Regions from separate parts of the Homo sapiens genome. Here region 2 is linked to region 1. A link is an interaction called in ENCODE POLR2A ChIA-PET data of the cell type or tissue named here. Cell type or tissue: GM12878. All regions are shown on one strand. Links, peaks and the distances in the headings refer to the core of each region. The heading gives the core; the rest is flanking DNA.

Region 1 (10,309 bases), core at 1,542-9,541:
TTCTGTTTCTCAGGAGAACCCTGGTTAATACACTTAGGAAAGTAAATTTACTGAGTTCCAAGGCAGCTAAGATAATATTGAGGTGGAATAGTAAAGAATTGAAGGTCAGAATGCTGATCCATGACAATTAACCCAGGAGCAAAATTTAAATTACTCCTTTGGCCAGAGATGAGGTATGGGGAGGGGTAGAGGAATAAGAGGAATAAATGAGTTGATTTTGGTATAAGTCATGCTGTGTGGGGGAAATAGAGGGAGTGTCTTTAAAGGAGGGTTAAAGAAAATGATATTTGGAATTCACGATGGCATTCTATACTGATGTTCTAGAATCTAGAAAGATATGGTACTCTTTGAAATAGATGGGGTAGGGGAAGAAATTGGAAAGGGGTGAGACTTTGATATTTTAAGTGTCTGAAAGCAGATTAACTTTCTCCCTCTTCAGTATCAATCAACAGACAATTTTGATATTTTAATTGAGAAAAATTTAGAAGTTTCATAACCCTTCCTATATTTTTAAAGAGTAGATAAATTGCATGGTTAGGTTTTCAACATAGCAGCCCAAACTCCAGAAAATTCTTATGTAATAACAAATATATCTAAAGGAAACTTACTCCTAGAAACATAATAAAATATTTATTTTGGGGTATTTTCTAATGGTTGCATATTTATTATAGCCCTCCTAAGTGACTTAGTAATAACACATTCTCCTTTATTGATTATATGTCTTTCAAAATAATTCAGGGGGATTGCATTAACAAAGAAGAATTCATTGTGTTATGACAAATGTTATTCATTCCCCAAGTTCTTTTTTTTTTTTTTTTGGCTTATCATATTAGTAATGAAAAGGTTTTGAAATCTTATCCGTTTACTCTGTATGCTTATTTATGTTGAAATATCTGAGTTTATTTTTGAAAACTCTTGAGGTTTTATGAGTCTCATTTTGTAAAGAGACTTCTTATTACTTCTTCAGTGGCAAGTAAACACTTGCCACTGAAATCTTTTTTTTTTTTCGGTTGAGACAGAGTTTCACTCTGTCACCCAGGCTGGAGTGCAATGGTGCGATCTCGGCTCGCTGCAACCTCCGCCTCCCGGGTTCAAGGGATTCTCACGTCCCAGCCTCCCAAGTAGCTGAGATTACAGGGTTATGTATGCCATCACACCTGGATATTTTTGTATTTTCAGTAGAGATGGGGTTTCACCATGTTGGTCAGACTGGTCTGGAACCCCTGACCTCAAGTGATCCGCTCTCCTTGGCCTCCAAAAGTGCTAGGATTACAGGCGTGAGCCACTGCACCCAGCCCTACCACTGAAATTTGGATTTTCAAGTAGACTTTCTTTTATTTTGGTTGTACTTTATAAAAAATGGGTCAGCTTTGAGAGAAGCTGACACAATCATTCATGAAAGGAAGCTTATTCAGACACGATCATTCATGAAAAGAAGCTGGAAACTTAGAATAAAATTTGGAAAAAAAATTGTGGTTTTTGGTGTAGTGGCTGGCATCTGTAATCCCAGCACTTTTGGATTCAGAGGCAGCAGGATTGCTTGAGGCCAAGAGTTCAAGACCAGACTGGGGGCAACACAGTGAGACCTTATCTCTAAAAAAAAAAAAAAAAAGAAGAAATCCAGATAATGTTTAGGGCAGTTAAACTACTCTGTATGATACTATAATGGTGGATACATGTTCTCATACATTGGTGCAAACCCATAGAATGTACAACACCAAGAGTGAACCCTAATGTATGCTGTGGACTCTGGGTGATAATGATGCATCAATATAGGTTCATCAGTCATAACAAATGTACACTCTGGTGGGGGATGTTTATGATAATGGGGGCTATGCATGTGTGGGGGTAGGAGTAAATGGAAAAATCTCTGTACTTCCTCTGCTCTATTTTGCTGTGAACCTATAACTGCTCTGAAAAATAAAGCCTATTAAAATGTGTGTATATATAAATATATACGTACTCATCCATCCATATAAACCTTATCCCCAAAAAACTATGTTAATTTACAAAAGTGCGTGTAATACAAAAGAATATAATAAATTACTTGTGCAATCTGGGCCAGAGGAATATCTGTGCAAGAATGTAAAACATAATCGTGTTCTAAAAGCATTGCTGAGGGGAAGATACGAATTTGGCTCTGCATTTTCTAAGTTTTCAGAGAAAAGAGGAAACAACATCCAGTTATAGTAATTATGGTGTCCACAAGATCAAAGCAGATTAGTTCTCTAGACAAAGCACAACATTTCTTAACCCTGAGACCCAAGGGAGGATTCTTGAGTTTTTGTGAAGACTCTGAGTTGGCCAGGTGGGGTGGCTCGTGTCTGTAATCCCAGCACTTTGGGAGGCCGAGGCAGCAGGGTCACTTGAGGACAGGCGTTTGAGACCACCCTCAGCAACAAAGTGAGATTCTGCTTCTACAAAATAAAAAAATTACCCAGGCATGGTAGCCCGTCCCCTTAGTCCCAGGCTTGGGAGCAGAGGCAGAAGGATTGTTTGAGCCCAGCAGGCTGCAGTAAGCTATGATGGTGCCACTGCACCCCAGGCTGAGCAACAAAGTGAGACCTTGTTTCAAAAAATAATAATAATAATTTTTAAAAAGACTGAGTGATCTAGGGATGGTGTAATCACCATTGTATCCCTGTATTAAGTAAAACAGCAGGTTCTGTTTGGCTGTTTATTACAATGTCCTTCAATTTAGGTTCAACAAAGCTGAAGTAAAATTTAGTAAATGTAGTTCAATGAGTTACCAAAATAAGATAATCCGAGTATTCAGCTTTCAAACAGAATAATATGATTCAAGAGACAAACCACACTGAATTGCCTTTCCCATATGTTGAATTGTTCTATTAAGGAATGAAATGAGAAAAATTGTTATAATAGAAAGCTACAAAGAAGAATAACATAAGAAATAGCCTCCTGTATGCTGTACAAAATTATAGCTTTGTTTCGTCCTTCTGTCACTGTAATAATAAATACCTCCCTGAAAGAAAGCAAAAGCCATTGAGAAGATAATGAATAAGGATGTTCTCCATAATATGGAGCTCACCACAGGCATCAAACTCCAAAGACCCAATATTGTACTTTTTTTCTATGTGTTATTTAACACTTGGTAATCAATTTGGCTGCTGATAACATAGCTTTTGAAGAGGTGACTGGTAGGCATATTCAGTTTTTGGTTAGCCTAGGAAAGGGGGAACAGGCAGGGGAGCTGAAGAGGCTGGGAGTTCTATAGCCCTCATTACAGGTGGTGGATGTGTTGCTGAGTTAAAAGACTGTCTACCGGGCGTGGTGGCTCATGCCTGTAATCCCAGTGCTTTGGTTGGCTGAGGCAGGTGGATCACCTGAGGTCAGGAGTTCAAGACCAGCCTGGCCAACATGGTGAAACCCCGTCTCCACTAAAAATACAAAAAATTAGCTGGGCATGGTGGTAGGCGCCTGTAATCCCAGCTACTCGGGAGGCTGAGGCAGGAGAATCACTTGAACCTGGGAGGTGGAGGTTGCAGTGAGCCAAGATCACACCATTTGCACTCCAGCCTGGGCAAAAAGGGTGAAACTCTGTCTCAAAAACAACGACAACAAAAAAAAGATGGTCATTAGTAACTCAGATTGTCTCTCTGTTCTTCCCTCTCCACTGCCTTTACTCACCACAAAAATACAGTGTAAATGGCTAACTAGTGACACACAAATAATTTCATTTCCCGTTTCTTCAACCGTAATGCAATGGTTATAGGACAAAAGTCATGCGACAGGACAGCTCTAAATGAGCAGCCACACCATACCACATACAAGAAAAAAACACATGAGATCAGTACATCACTTTGTGGTTTTTAAGACACTGAGGTAAACAGGGTGGGTGACACTCCTATTTCCAGATAAGAAAACTGAGGATCAGGAAGTTTAAGTAACTTCTCTGCTGTCACACAGCTTGCGAGTCAGAACAGGCTGGACAATGAACAGTGATGTCCTAATTCCAGGCCTGGTGATGTTCCCGCTACATCACGTATATCTAGCTGCCATTCTGCTGATAATTACAGGTGCCTACTCTATGCAGGCACTGTTCTAGACCTTGGAGACATAGCGCATGACCTAACTAGAGTTCCTACTCTCAGAGAGCTTGTCTTCTAGGGAGGAGTAACAGATAAGAAGAAAAATAAGTAAATGATGTTATGGACTGGTGCTAAGTACTATAAAGGACAAGTAAGAAGGACGGAAAGCTTATGGGTGCATGTGAAGAGGCAGGTGTGGAAGGTGCCGTTTCAAATAGAGATGGTCACATAAGGATTCTCTTATAAGGTGACATTTGAACAGAGATCTGAAGGAAGTGGAGAAGTGCCCTGGGGGAAAATGTTCTTGTTTTATACCAGATATGCCGGCCAAAGTATATAACTTGTCTTTTCTGATACCTGGCTTACATTGAAAGTACATGCTTTGTCCTATATAGTTTAGACTTTTTTTTGTCTCATGTAAAAATTATCATTGGTGATTATTATCAATTGGTAATTATTATGAACTGTTGCCAGCTTGGTGGGAGTAAAATCTGGTAGACTAAATCTAATTATGTCATCCTAAAATATAATAAGATATGGCAGAAAATATTGAGGCCACACACAGACAGGTGGGTGGGCTTGGCCTCAAAATTGGGCTGAATTAAATAGCAGATGGGGTTTCAGGATATTATAGAATAAAGATAGCCAGGGTTTTATGGCCAATATTGAATCCGCTGCTAGATTTAATTCAGTAACTCAATTTCATCAGATTTCTAAAAGTATACAATTTCCCTGCTTTCAAAAGGTTTATAATGTAGTTTCGCTGAAAACAAAAGAACAAAGCAAAGCACTCAAACATATAAATAAATTAAATAACACAAGGTGTATAGCCAAGGTTCATTGTCCAGCCTGTTCCAACTCACAAGCTGTGTGACAGCAGATAAATTACTTAATCTTCACTGGGAACTAGGAGACTCTTGGCCGCTCTGTTCAAGCACTCAGGGTCTGGTTAATATTTATTCCTTATTTCGCCCCAGTATTAAAAAATAATATCCCTTATTCTGTAGTCTTGAATTTCTCTGTTACACAGAGGTACCCAGTGATGACATGCACCTCCTTTGGTCTTAAAATATTTGACCCTCTCCTTCACCCTCCTAGTTCAGTACTTCTTAACCCTGGCAGTAAGTGAGGAGCCCTCACCTGGAGAGATTAAAACAGTAACAACAAAAATGATGCCTATACCTCTTCCCTGAGATTGAAATGTAACTCTAATCCCCGGCCCCCATTAGTTTTTTCCTGCTGCTATAAAAAATAACACAATCTTAATGGCTTAATAAAACATGAACTTATTATCCTAGAATTCTCGAGGCCAGAAGTCTGAAATGATTGTCCTGGGGCTAAACTCAGGGTATGGGCAGGACCACGTTCCTGCTGGAGGCTCCAGGGAGAATCTGTTTTCTTGCTTCTCCAGCTTTAGAGGGAGCCCACATTCCTGTGTGGTTTCTCCTAGCTTCAAAGCACCTCACTCCAACCCTTCCTTCTGTCACCAAATCTCTATTGATTGACTTTAACTCTCTCCTCCTTCTCAACACTTTTGGGATTACCTTGGGCTCACCTGACTAATCCAGGATAATCTCCCCACCTCAAAATGCTTAATTTAATCAATCTGCAAAGCCCCCTTTTCCGTGTGAGGTAAATGCACAGATTCTGGGGATTAGATGTAGACATATTTGGGAGAAATTATTCTGTACATCCCCTCACCCCCCCTCCCCCCAACACACAGGAAGTGTGATTTTGTGAAATTTCTCCTTGTGATTCCAGTGTTCAGCTATTTGAGAATCATTGCCTTCGTTGATATGCAGCATCTATACAATTTTTATGTTTTTCTTATCTATTGATGCGAGAGGACATAATACTAACAACAACATTAAGAATAATGATAATGGCAAGCACTTGACTACTGCTTCCTATGGGTAGGACATCTAGCATTTTTAATATATTAACTCATTTAATCTTCACAACAACTATGTGTATTAAGTACCACTCAAATGCCAAGAGGAATGAAATGTCACATGACATTTTTTGCCTGGCCCCAAACCAGTCCAGTTTAGGACATCACCAAGTAACTCTTTAGCAGCCTTCATCCTTCTCTCATAGCTCATTATTTAGAAATGAAACACAAAATTAATAGGAGAAACTAGTGTATTTTTTTAAAGGCACAACATGCAGTAATTCTAAACATCAGGTCATGAGAGCAGTTTTGTTCTATTTTTAATGCTTGTAACATGTAGTTTTGAGTTTTTTTTTTAACTTTCATTGGTAAATATAGCATAGCTACAGATAATTGAACAAAACACAGATGTAAAGCTTTATTTATCATCACCAAGGGAACATCACTGTAGCCATCAGCAAGTCAAGAAACAGAATGTTCCCAGTGGCCAGGAGGCCTCTTCCATGCCCCTTGTTTACCAATCAGTTTCCGTCAGAGGAAACAGTGAGGGCTGCTACAGAATGTGGGATTTCTTATGAGGGTTTCACCTTACACAATCGTGGTGGCTTGGTGAACAGTTTATATACAGCTGTTGCTTCTGGGTCTTATGCTGGCTCTGAAATGAGCAGGGCAGGCAATCTGGCCCAGAAGTTGGAAAAGCTGAAGAAGAAGGTCTTGGGTAGTTGTAAGAGCAGAGATTGCCTCATTCCCAAGTGATTCAGGAAATTGGGGACAACATCCACTAAATGCAACAGTACTTTGCACCTGCCTTTTGTGCACAAAAACACATGGCTGCTATTTCACTTCTGCCTTCTGTATTATACCGAGGTTCAGGTAGCCTATGCTAACTTAGAATTGCATGGAAGAAAATTCTGGATAAAATAGTTAGTTACAGCTAAGCTAAGTGGACACAGTACAAATCTACCATACCGCCTCCCAATAGCTACATTTTCCTTCTGCTGAAAAGATAACCACTATCCCAATTCTTATTTATTATTATATTTTTTGAGACAGAGTTTCAGTCTTGTCGCCCAGGCTGGAGTGCGGTGGTGCAATCTCGGCTCTCTGCAACCTCCGCCTCCCAGGTTCAGGCGATTCTCCTGCCTCAGCCTCCTGAGTAGCTGGGATTACAGGCACCTGACACCACGTCTGGCTAATTTTTGTGTTTTTAGTAGAGATGGGGTTTCACCACGTTGGCCAGGCTGGCCTCGAACTCCTGACCTCAGGTGATCCACCCACCTCAGCCTCCCAAAGTGCTGGGATTACAGGCATGAGCCACCATGCCCAGCCTTATCGCAATTCTTATGGAAACCACTTCCTTGTGGTTTCTTCCATCTCTTTCTTTCTTTCTTTCTTTTCTTTCTTTTCTTTTCTTTCTTTCTTTTTCTTTCTTTCTTTGTTTCTCTCTCTCTCTCCACCTCCCTCTCTCTCTCTTTCTTTCTCTCTCTCTCCCCCTCCCTCCCTCTCTCTTTCTCTCTCTCTCTTTCTCTTTCTTTCTTTCTTTTCTTTCTTATATAATGCGTAATTATTTATTCCTAAACACTTTAGTTTAGTTTTCTATTTTTTAAAAAATTTAAGTGGAATCCCTTAGTTTGGGATAATTTTTGTCTGGCTTCTGTTCAACACTGTATTTTTGAGATTCACCCATGTTTTATGCATAATTAATTTATTCATTTTTATTGTATTCTGTTATATGAATATACCAAGAGTTATTTAGCCATTCCACCACTGGTGGACATTGAGATTGTTTCCAGTTCTGAGCTGTTGTGAATAATGTGGCTAGAAACATTCTCTTACATGTCTCTTCGTATACATGTGCACATATTTCTGTTAGATATACACCAAGGAGTGGAACTGCTGAGTCACAGAATGTTTGTTTGTCAATGTTAGTAGATAATATCAAAGTGTTTCCCAAAATGACTCAACCAATTTACACGTCCACCAGAGGTCCACAAGAATTGCTGTTGTTGCACATCCTTGCTGACATTTGGTATTGTTGGTCCTTTTAATTTAAGTAATTCTGAGGGTTTTCTAGTGGTATAGTGTGTGTGTGTGTGTGTGTGTGTGTGTGTGTGTGTAATTTTTTTAACAGATTTTATTTTTTAGAACAATTTTAGTGCATAGCCTTTCCCAATATCAGCATCTCCTACCAGAGTGATATATTTGTTACAAGTGATGAACCTACACTGACACGTCTTTATTATCCAAAGTCCATAGTCTCTATGTTTAGGTTCACACTTGGTGTTGTACATTCTGAATTTGGACATGTATGAAATATATGTATTCACCATTGTAGTGTGATGTGGAGTAGTTTCACTGCCCTAAAAATCTGTGCTTCACCTATTCATCACTCCCTCACTCCCTAACTTCTGGCTACCATTGATCTTTTGACTGTTTCCATACCTTTTGCCTTTTCCAGAATGCCATATAGTTGGAATCATACAGTATGCAGCCTTTTCAGAGTGGCTTCTTTCACTTACTTATGTGCATTTACATTTCCTCCCATCTTTTTATGGCTTGATAGTTCATTTCTTTTTAGTGAAGAGTAATATTTCATTGTCTGGTTGTACTAGTTTATCTATTCACCTACTGAAGGACATTTTTGTTGCTTCCAAATTATGGCAGTTATGGATAAAGCTGCTATAAACATCAGCATGCAGGTTTTTGTGTGGACATAAGTTTTCAGCTCTTTTGGGTAAATAACAAGAAGTGTAATTGCTGTATCATATGGTAAGAGTATGTTTAGTTTTATTTAAAAAACTGCCAAGCTGTCTTCCAAAGTGGTTGTGCCATTTTGCATTCCCAGCAGCAATGAATGAGAGTTCTTGTTGCTTCACATCCCCACCAGCATTTGGTGGTATCCTCGTTCTGGATTTTGGTCCTTCTAATACATGTATAGTGGTTTCTCATTGTTTTAATTAGTATTTCATTGATGACATAGGATGTTGAGCATCTTTTCATATGCTTGTTTGCCAACTGTATATCTTCCTTGATGAGATGTCTGTTAAAGTCTTTGGCTCATTTTAAAATTGAGTTGTTTGTGTTCTTACTGTTGGGTTTTTTGTTTGTTTGTTTGCTTTGAAACAGAGTCACACTCTGTCATCCAGGCTGGAGTGCAGTGGTGCGATCTCAGCTCACTGCCACTGTAATTTTCACCTCCTACGTTCAAGTGATTCTCCTGCCTCAGCCTCCCAAGTAGCTGGGACTACAGGGACGCTCCACCATGCCCCGCTAATTTTTGTATTTTTAGTAGAGACGGGGTTTCACCATGTTGGCCAGGCTGGATTCGAATGCCTGACCTCAGGCAATCTGCCCAGCTTGGCCTCCCAAAGTGCTGAGATTACAGGTGTGAGCCACCACGCCTGGCCTACTGTCGAATTTTATTATTTATGTTTATTTATTTTGAGGCAGAGTCTTGCTCGGTTGCCCAGGCTGGAGTGTAGCGGTGCAATCTTGGCTCACTGTCACTGCAACCTCTGTCTTCCAGGTTCAAGCAGTTCTCCTGCCTCAGCCTCCCGAGTAGCTGGGACTACAGGCATGTGTCACCATGACTGATAATTTTTGTATTTTTAGTAGAGATGGGGTCACCATGTTGGCCAGGCTGGTCTGGAACTTCTGGCCTTAAGTGATCCACCCATCTTGGCCTCCTAAAGTGCTGGGATTACAGGCCTGAGCCACCATGCCTGGCACTGTAGAGTTTTAATAGTTCTTCTTATATATTAGATAACAGTTCTTTATCAGATGTGTCTTTTGCAAACATTTTCTCCCAGTCTTTGTCTTGTCTTTTCATTCTCTTGACAGTGTCTCTTACAGAGCAGATAATTTTAATCTTAATGAAGTGCAGTTTACAAAGCCAGGCATGGTGGCTTATGCCTATAATCTTAGCATTTTGGAAGGCTGAGGTGGACGGATTGCCTGAGCTCAGGAGTTTGAGACCAGCCTGGGCAACATGGCGAAACCCTGTCTCTACTAAAATGCAAACAAGTAGCAGGGTGTGGTGGCATGTGCCTGTAGTCCCAGCTACTTAGGAGGCTGAGGCACGAGAATTGCTTGAACCTAGGAAGTGGAGGTTGCAGTGAGCAGAGATTGTGCAATTGCACTCCAGCCAGGCGACACAGCAAGACTCTGTCTCCAAAAAAAAAAAAAAAAAAAAAGAGAGAGAGAGGCTCTATTTATGAGGTGAACTTTATCAATTCCTTATTTCATAGATTGTGTCTTTGGTGTTGTATCTAAAACATCATTACCAAATTGAAGGAAATTTAAAATTTCTCCTATGTTACCTTCTAGGAGTTTTACAGTTTTACATCATACATTTAGGCTTATAATCCAT
Region 2 (10,309 bases), core at 1,410-9,409, 180 kb after region 1:
CTGAAGAATTCTGCCCTCCACCTCCAAATCCAGAAGACATTATCTTTGATGGTGATGATAAGCAGCCAGAGGCTCCTGGAACCAATAATGTAGTAATGGCCAAACTAGAATCCTCTGAGGAAAGCAAAAACCTAGAAAGCCCAGAGAAGCACCTTCAAAATTAGAAAAGAGCAATCTCGAAATGCTGTTTTGGACCTCCTTCATGGCATCAGAATTTTCTCATTTAAAGGACAGTTTCCCATATGAGTAATTAGAAGTGGTTATATATGATGAATGCTATGCAGATGTTGTCTTTAACTCTCAGACATTCAGCATTGAATATCTTTGTTAACCTATCAATGAGTGATTTATTGATTATTGAACATTTTGTTTAGAATGGGCTATATGACCCAGAATCTTAAAACAGAGTTAGCTTTATTTTAGTATTGGGTATATATGTAAGGGTTCCATATTAGCAACTCAGCTTAAAGGTAATGTATTTGCTAATGATCTTCAGATTTTATCTTTGTCTACAGAACAATTAGTAATACCCAAGTAATATTTTAATTACTTTTGCAGCTGTTACAGTTGCTGCGGCCTGTTCGAATAGTGAAACATACACAAATGGTAAATTATGTGGATCTTTTGCATATAATATAAATGTATAGACATGGTGGTAGGAATAGCAACTAATACAAATGCCAATATGATAATAAAATACATTTGTCTATAATCGTTTAAAGATTAGCTTTGCATGATCCTTTATGCACTGTGAAGGTCTGAAGTTTATAATACTCACTTGACCCTTGTAACTGATGAGGCAATGATGCCACCACAGTATTCTAATTTACAAAAAGAATTGGAGTTCAATTAGTGGTTGTAAAGCTCATTTTGGGGAGGTTGATTGCAAAGGAAATTTGAAAGATAAGATTTATTCTTATTTAATACTTCAGAAAATTTCTGCAGAGCCCTGCCCTGGCACTTAAAATAGCTTCCAATAAGTAACTTAGACCAAAAGGAAAAATGAAGTGCCCCAGGAGAAGATACTTCAGAAGGGCTGTTCTGAAATTCCTAAGGAGGAATTCTTAGGAATTCCTAAGGAGAAACAGAGTGAGGCCTTTTTAACCTGAGATTACAGATACTTATAAAACCCTCTATAAATAGATTACCCAAGGTTTTTCAGTGAGAATGAAACATACCACCTTGTTGGCTCTACCACTTTAATTAATATCACTATAACATAACTGATAGGAATGAATCAAAGGAGGATTTACCATGCCCTTTCGGTTGTGTCCCACTTAACAAATTGTGAAGTAACAATTTTCTGTAATCTCTCTTGCCTCTTAGCTGTTATCCAGAGTATAGAAACTTTTTTTCTCCCAGAGCCACCCAACGTCATAAAACTGGTAGTACTCTAATGGTGAAAACCTGTGGAGCTGTCAGAAGACATGAACTTGCTTTTCCTCTAGTCCAGTTTCCATTCTTCAGTCAGAGTATGATGATCCCTGTGACAGTTTTTGCTCTGAAATAGTATTTATCATGTGTTTGGTACCTAGTATTATGCTTTCTCATGACAGTTTCTCAACAATCCTGTGAGGCAAATTCGCATGTACCCTCTGTATTAGTGTGTTCTCATGCTGTTGATAAAGACACACCTGAGATGGTAATTTGTAAAGAAAAAGGTTTAATGGACTCACAGTTCCATGTGGCTGGGGAGGCCTCACAATCATGGTGGAAGGTGAAAGGCACGTCTTACATGGCGGTGGACAAGAGAGAATGAGAACTAAGTGAAAAGGGAAACCCTTTTAAAACCATCAGATATCGTGAGACTTATTTACTACCATGAGAACAGTATGGGGGAAACAACTCCATGATTCAGTTATCTCCCACCAGGTTCCTCCCACAACACGTGGGAATTATAGGAGCTACAATTCAAGATGAGATTTGAGTGGGAACACAGCCAAACCATATCACCTTCAAAGAAGAAATAAGAGAATTATTAGTAATTTGCTCAGAATCTGGTATGTGGAAGAGCCAACATGGGGACCCAGCCTTTTGTGATTCTAAAACCTTTGATCTTTCTACTAACATTCACTGTTAGAGAGTGTAGGCGCTGCAGGAGAAAGAGAAAGTGCCCACGAAAATTAGTCTAGCATTGCCGGGGGTAAAAAGCACACACTGGTCCTGCAGCTTATTGAATCAGAGAAATGTGAAGATAAGATGAACTAAACAAACATATTTTAGAGCATGGATCTCGAAGCAGAATTTGGCTAAATTTTAACAAAATGTTCTTCAGTAACACATCTCATGATCTGAAGATTGTGTTACAAAAAATATTATCAGGCCAAAATTTGTTCGGAATACACTAATTTTTGCTCCTCTATATGTGAGGAAAATGAGACTAGACAGATTTAAGTAATTGACAACTTACTTAAAGTAGCAAAGTCATGGATTGTATTGACTTTTAAAAATATAGTAAAAGTCATATTTAAACTTTATCCTAAAGTTTAAATCTAACAGAACAACTGAAATACTTGAAATAGACCTATAAAATAGTAATTAAAATGAGAAATACATAAGATGATAAATAAAATGAAGGTGAAGGTATTCCAGATCTACCGAAAAGATTTTCAGTATCACAGATTATTCATAAGAAATTGAGAAAAGGAACAATCAGAAGTTGCAAAAGATGGTATAGCCGAATATAATGGAAATAGGAAAAATTAGTCGAAAATAAAGGTTGATTTAGAAATGAAGAAAATGAATATATTTCTTAATACAAAATAAGTGGGAAATGAGAAGTTATACCAATAAAAAGCATTTAAAAATTTAGGGGATATTGTAACCCAGTATAATTTTCTGACAGGTTGGACTTTGACCCTAATGGACTTACTGGTGAACTTTTTCAAATGTTTAAATAATGTCTATCCATGTATCATGAAGGACAGTATGCTTCAAATTGTCTTTTGAGGCAGACATGTTCTCAGTACTAAAAGACATTTTTAGAAGGATTTTATTCTCAACAGATGCAAAATGCAAAATAAAATATTGGCAAACAATACAGCAACAAATAATTTACTATCACTCAGGATTATAAGGCTGGTGTTAAGCAGAACAGCCATTAAATCAGCATCAAAAGAACAAATAGTAAAATCCAAAGTATTAATTACAGATAACTTTTCAAAAATTCATCATTCACCCTTGATTTAATTATTTCTCTGGCAATGATTTAATAGACTTCTCGGAGTCTGTTAAGTACTTAAACCAAGAACTACCATTATTCCTACTGGGAAAACATAAACATTTCTCAAGTGGAAAGTAAACAGTGTTGGCACTATTTTTATATATGGTTAAAGAGACCTGTCATTGCAATAAAAGCCAGCATTCACAAAATGAGGAAGATAAGGAAAGTAGCATAAATATTTTCTATTAACATGGCTTTACAACTGCTAAAACTTATAGTATAAAAATGTACTAACAAAGACTAATTCAAGAAGTTGCAGGATACACAATTTTTAAAAATCTCATTTCTACATCTTAGCAGTGACAAACTGCAATTTAAAAAGTGTGTTTGGTTATTAATATATATGAGACTTTTAAAGAAAGTTATATAACTACATAGAGATAAATTAAGAAAGATGCCTAAATAGAAGCAAGTTTAAAGAGCTATATTTTTAAACATGAACAAACTCCCATGGGAGCCATGCCAGTGTAGTGGAAAAGTAGTACATGGGGAGATGGGGAGTTTTTTTGAAAACCAGAATTACAGTTCTCATTTCACTACTTACCAGTTGTATACTCTTGGGAAAGTCACTCCTAGTATCTATTTCACCATCTACAGAAGAGAAATACTTCACAGAATTATTGTGGGGATTAAGTTAGATAATGTGTTTTAAAATATAAAGCTACATCCAAAGAAATGCCAATATGTGACATTAGTATGAAATTTACTACAGTTCCATTTAACATTCCAACTGGTTGCTGTGTGGAATATGGCATAATTGTAATAAATTATTTAGGAAAGCAAGCAAAGATGTAAGTTTTTTTAATTTAGGGGGAAAAAATGGGAGCCTTGCTCTCCAAATCCTTAAAACATGCTATTAAGCAACCTTTCTGAATATTCTGTGGTGCCAAGTAGAAAGTTTAACTGAAATTAATAAGCCAATGGAAAGAAAGAAATATTAATAACTGCTGGTGGAAAGACTAGCTAGATGTCAGTGTGGAAAGATTAGATCCACTTTACATGTGATATTCCAAATGAATTAAAATGTTAAGTATAAAAAGAAAAATACTACAAGTCTCACACCAATAGTGGTATAAAGGAACTTCATGGCAATTGGCAAGGTAGATCAACTAAGAGAAAAAGTTTTAAATGTGTAGTAAATAGGAAAAAGACAAAACAAGATGGAATTTAAAAGAAGCTATTTGCATTACACATGGATGCACTCAGTTTTTGTAAAACTATATGCATATCCATAAGGGTTTGTACTCTTAGGCAAATTTATAAAGCGATCGTGTATAAATGATATAAAAAATCAATTTGAATGGTATTCAAATTTCCTAATATTAAAAATGCAACTTTGACTTAGTTCATGCTATTGTATTAGCAAAACTGTTTTAATTGCATGTGTCCTTATAGCAGCAGCATTGTGTATTAGTAGCCTTTTAAGAGAACTGTGTAGAAGACTATAAAAAGGGCTTTATAACTGATCTTTTGACATACTCACTTTGAGTGGCATATGCCCAGGAAAATATTTAAAAGAAAGAAAAGCTATTTGTACAAAGTTTTCTAGCAGTTCCACTCAGATAACTTTAAGGGGGAAAAAAGCCCAACGATTGGAAATGGTTAAGTAAATTTTGGTGTATTGCTAGTGCTATCACAGAATGTTATATAGCCATTCAATAATATTGATATATGTCAAATTGTATGCAAAAAAGTGAGATTCAAAAATGTTAATAAGAACATAAATTGTGTTTACTGATACATGTGAAAATTTAGGTCTACATTGAAAAGAATCAGAAGATAACATGTAATTCAGTTTAACATTAGGGGTTCTTTATTTTTCTTCTGTTAAATATTGATGTATGCAATAAAAAATAAAAGATTAATTGGTAAAGTGGTTTACTGAACTGGTGAGAAAATTACTGATTTCTTAGAAGTTTCTAAAATTCTATTTTAAATTAAAATATACATTTCTAGGTGTTAAAGTCAAAAAAGATCATCTTCAGATATGTGTGGCAGAAAGTTTTACAAATCTTGGTGGGGAGGAATTCTTGGTCAAGATGGACTTCATAATTTATTTTTTCTTAGTTGATCACCATTAAGGAATAGTAATAGAAATATTAGTAATACATTCTAGGACATCAGCATGAAGACGTCATATACTAATTAAAGTATGCCCCTAAATGCAAACATGTCACTTGGGAATCTTAAAAACCGTGGAGATGAAAGTTGGATTCATAGATGTGACCGAACCTGGTTTGCAGAGAGACCTGTGCGAAGGCCAGATCTTGGGGGACTGAGGATGCGACAGACCCTTTCTTCCAGTCAGCGTGAGAGATCCAAATCAAGGTGATTTAATTTAATAAGCATCCATTGAACACCTACTGTGGGTTATGAATTGGCATTATTCTGGGAAATTAGAGATACAAAAATAAGTGCTCTGTACCTGACAAACATTCTGTTGGAATGTTTTCCTTAAGGTAAGGTACCTTTTACCTTAATGAGCATTTAAAACATTTTTTACCCGTCTCACTCCCCACTGTAACTAGCACTTCCTGTTTCCTGGCAAAAGAAAAAACAAAACAGAAGTCTCTGCCTTGTGCACGGCATCCCTTTTAAAAGGTGCCAAAACTCACTACACAGTTGAAAACAGGTGGCTTAAAGGTTAAAAGCCGAATCGTTTAACACTCTCCGAAGTCTATTTCGGATGACATTCAGTGAGTTAAGTTTTTCACATTAATCAGAAACTTTTTCTTTTGCCTGGGGAAGGAGCCAAGAGGAGCTCTAGGGGATTGGGTCTAGAAGCCCAGGACATCAAGGGCTTAGGGAGAGGAAGTATAAAGAAATTCGATCATAAAGTTTCAATACCAAGAAATTCTGATTAAGATTAATTTTATTTGCCTTCATCTTGATGGATCAAGTGAAAGTCATGCTCCTGTTGCGTAAAGGTGGCTGCTTCCTCTGAAAATTTTCAGATTTTTATTTTAGTATTTTTACCTTCATTATAAAGAGGTATTTGTAGTGTAGTTCATTTCCTTTTAACCAGCAACCAAATGTATTCACATTTCAACAGCAGGGGGCACAGTACTTCCAGCTTTCTGTAAGGCACGAACAGTACAAAAGCTGAGTGATTCACCTGAAAGAATTTGGCTATAACAAAAATATATGACAACAGTTCTGCTCCAGCACTTGTAGGAATACTTTTCTCTTGACAACTACATTTTCTTATGTGATCCTCAGGACAACTGTGTAAGGTAAGAAAGGGCAGGTATTTATACCAGTTTCTTTGTAGATAAAACCTGGAGGAGTTAAGTGACTTGCCTGGACTCTCCTACTTTGTATTGAGACCCATTAATGAGAAATGAAATGCTACTGTTTCGCTTTGCTTGCATCTCAAGAGTGATTTATTACATGTAAGAATATGTAACACATAAAGCACTATTTAAAAAGTGGTGGCTTCTGGAACTTTAGATTGGCTTTTCAACAAATAGCGAAATAATCCTATAAATTACAGTTTTTATAATTATAATAAAATGGGCCAACTCCGATTGAAAGAGAAGGGAGTTAAGTTCACTCCTGAAATCAGAAAAACGATCTCTTTATTCTGATATGTCGAGCTTAAAATCTTTATATATAATACCTTCATTGGTCCCTGCTGATGTCCTATGATTCTTGGCATTTGCTTGTTGCTAAATATATATTTAATTCTAATACACTCTGGACAACTATTTAATATTAAGGCATACACATCAGAGGAATGACTGGATTCAGAGGTGCAGGGTTGACAAAGTGTAGCAGGAAGATGAATACCTGATTATAATTCAGTCAGAATGAGATACATATTTAGGCATTTTATAGTTTAATCCTTGAGGATACTAGTACAGTGTGTTTTATGCCATTTCTTTTTATTATACATCATATAATTAAAGCCCTTGAGTTCTCTATTGCTGCTCATTTGAGACTCTTACTTGTTCCGTATTCATCTCTGACATAAAAGTAAATATTACCCAGTATGGGGAAACTTTATTTTTTATCATTACTATAAGTTAATTTTACTATATTTGTAAGTTAAGTTTACAGTTAAAGCTTGTGTAACCATTGCAGTATTTTACCAGCTTTAAAGGAAAAATTTGGGGGAATGTATGGCTGAGGAGGTGCTTGGAGTCTTGTTTTTAGGCAATTAATAATACAGTTAATTTCCTAAAATGATTTAAGTGAAGTATTATGGAGAAATGAGCTGTACATTGTTCTGTTCTCATTTTATAAATACATAACATTGGTAATGACCCCTGCTGTTGAAACATAAGTACCAACCAGATAGAAAAGTAAAAAGCAAAAGATGAGAATTGCACTGGAAATAGTTTGTCAGGAGATTGTAATCTCCTTTCAAACAAAGACTATGTGTATGGTACCTCTGCATTCCCTGGAATTGCTTACATTTCACAGGTACCCCCCCGCAACGATTTGCTAATTGAAAGACCAGCTAGCAGTTTCCAGTGGCTCTTTTCTTCCATGTCATCCTCTTGCCTTCACACTGTTCTAGGTTCCAACCTGAGGAACAGAGGACCACTAGGACCCATCTCTGGTAAAATATATCGCAATCATAGTCCTGGCTTCTTGTATTATTAGTACAGATCATTAGTTTTAGGGTAAGCCTATATGAGTCAATAAAGCTACTTAAAAATAGTACACATTTAGATATAAGAGGTTCCATCTAAATAATTTTGCTAATTTTCTCCCATTAAGGCAGTGATTTTTAAACCAGAGTGTTTGGCCTTTTATTGGCAAAGTCTGGAGACATTCTGGTTTTCACATCTGGGAATCAGATGCTACTGTCATTCAGTGGGTAGAGGGCTGGGGTGTTGTTCAACATTCTGCAATGCAGGTCAGCTCCCTCATAACAAAGAATTATCCAGCCCCAAATATCGATAAGCGCCAAGTTGAGAAAAACTGCACTAGAGCAAGTGTTGAATATTCATAAGGAGTCTGCTTTCTTCCTCAGGTTTTCTGACCCCTATCAGTGCTTCTTCAACAGGGTCATTGTTGATAGGAACTGCTGTCTTTGCTGCTCCCATATAGATCCCCCAGTTCCCCGCTACCTTCCCTCGCCAATCTTCACAGTGGCTTCCTTCTGGTGGTTTATTATAACACAGATTCCAAAACAAAAGTTTTGAATATGAGAGAATATTTTTCATCCTGCCCCAGTTTGGTATAGGTTTGAAATTTGCAATTTTTGGTATTTTTAAAATAATTTTATCCAGAAATACCGTTCCTCTGCAAAGCAATTATATTAATAGAAATGAGAGGTAATCTTTCTATGCATGGCAACTACCTCAAAATCAATGTAAAAACATTTTAGCATACTGTTTTTGGAAGGGGTGCTATTCACTTGACAGACTATTGGCAAATTAATCAAATTACACATATATAACAATAGTATGGCTTCGGAGAAGCCTATTCAAGACTAAATAAACCATCCATAATTGTACACACATTTGCACTCACTGGTGGTTCACCAAGCAATGAGATAGGCAGCAGCTTGGCATTTTATAGATGGGTGTTAACTATAGAAAATACTTAATTGCAATGGAATGAGTCAGTATGCTTAATGCAGATAAGAACTTTAACTAGACACTGCCAAGTGAAGCATAGGGTTCATTACAATGTAATATTTATTGAGCATGAACCGTGTCCCAGTTTCTGTGCTAGACTCTGGGATACAGAGATGAAATTGTAACTAACACTTAGCACTAACTGGATGCCAATGGTTGCTATATTTATTTTATGTTATCCTCATAAAAACCTAGTTGGGTAGGTATTTTATTATCCCCATTTGCAGATGGGTAAATAGACAATGTGAAGACAAAGAGCTTGACCAAGATCACACAGCTGGTAAGTGGTAGAAGTGGGCTTCAAACCCAGGCAGTTTGATTCCATAACCCCCAAGCTTGGTGCACATGCTATAGTGAGATGTGATGTGGTGCCTTCAGAGGTGTCCAGTGAAGTCCAGGAACACTGGTAACTGCTTCTGTGCCATGAACTGTTCTGATTTCTTCACACGTTTTATCTCAATTTTTAAAGCAGCTCTGTGAGGTAGGTATTAATGTTTCCATATGTAGATGAGAAATAAGGCTCAGTAACTCTCTGAAAGTCAGAATCTGTAAGTACTGGAACGCTCAAGCCATTGGGCCTGACATTGATGCACAATTAACCACCATATTAATCAGGCTGTGATCATTTCTGCAGTATATAAACAGAGTAGTCCTGCTAGGGAAATCTAGGAATGCTTCAAAAAAGAAAAGGTGTTTCTGCTTGGCCCTTATGGTTGAGAAGGATTTCCATGGGCTGATATGAGGAACAACACCCCATGTAGGAAGAATAGCAGAAACAGGCATGGAGGCATTGACACAGTCTGCATGGCTGGAGCATGGAGTGCCTGACCTGGCATCGGGAGGCAGGACAGGTGAAAGAGGGTCCACAGTGTCTGGAGCGTAGAGTGCCTGGCCTGGCGTGGAGAGGCAGGACAGGTGAAAGAGGGTCCACAGTGTCTGGAGCATAGAGTGCCTGGCCTGGCGTGGAGAGGCAGGACAGGTGGAAGAGGGTCCACAGTGTCTGGAGCATAGAGTGCCTGGCCTGGCGTGGGGAGGCAGGACAGGTGGAAGAGGGTCCACAGTGCCTGGAGCATAGAGTGCCTGGCCTGGCATGGAGAGGCAGGACAGGTGGAAGAGGGTCCACAGTGCCTGGAGCATAGAGTGCCTGGCCTGGCGTGGAGAGGCAGGACAGGTGGAAGAGGGTCCAGTGTCTGTAACCTTGAATAGCTTGCTAAGATTTGGGGGCTTTTATTCAGCGGATGAGGTACTGTGGAAAGTTTTTCTTGATAAGACTTATGTTTCAAAGGTTAGCCTGGTGACAGTGGAGAGGAGGCTGGGAAAAAGATGTGGATACTGGAGGCAAGGAGAAAGAATGTGATAAGGCCTGGATAGGGCAGAGCAAAGGGAATGAAAGAGGCAGAGAACAATTTGAAGACAGAAATACAGGATTTGGAAAATGTCTACATTACAAGTTAGGTAGAGAGGGAAAGAAATCGAGAATGTCTAAAATTTCAGT

The links. Peaks named below come from ENCODE experiments on the same cell type or tissue, not always from the same donor. Only the 100,000 strongest peaks of a DNase experiment are listed, where the experiment ranks them.
Region 2: POLR2A ChIA-PET joins it to region 1 with 10 read pairs; 4 of 35 experiments call an interaction of 5 or more read pairs at or near these places.

What each region holds. Positions count from the first base shown.
Region 1 is chr1:241,804,649-241,814,957 of GRCh38, reverse strand. No RefSeq gene overlaps it. Among named protein-coding and RNA genes, the nearest start is that of EXO1, 38 kb to the left of the region's middle. RefSeq lists a cis regulatory region at 7,682-8,037. In GM12878, for the core only: no CTCF peak of the experiment used is centred there; a DNase peak (open chromatin) is centred at 3,747.
Region 2 is chr1:241,623,651-241,633,959 of GRCh38, reverse strand. All of the region lies in intron 1 of OPN3 (opsin 3), which reads left to right. CHML (CHM like Rab escort protein) reads left to right here. Exons shown (of 2, transcript NM_001381853.1): 2 at 1-5,109. The coding sequence ends at 164. Among named protein-coding and RNA genes, the nearest start is that of CHML, 12 kb to the left of the region's middle. In GM12878, for the core only: a CTCF peak has its summit at 6,274 (motif pointing right); a DNase peak (open chromatin) is centred at 6,279; H3K4me3 peaks cover 781 bases; H3K27ac peaks cover 616 bases.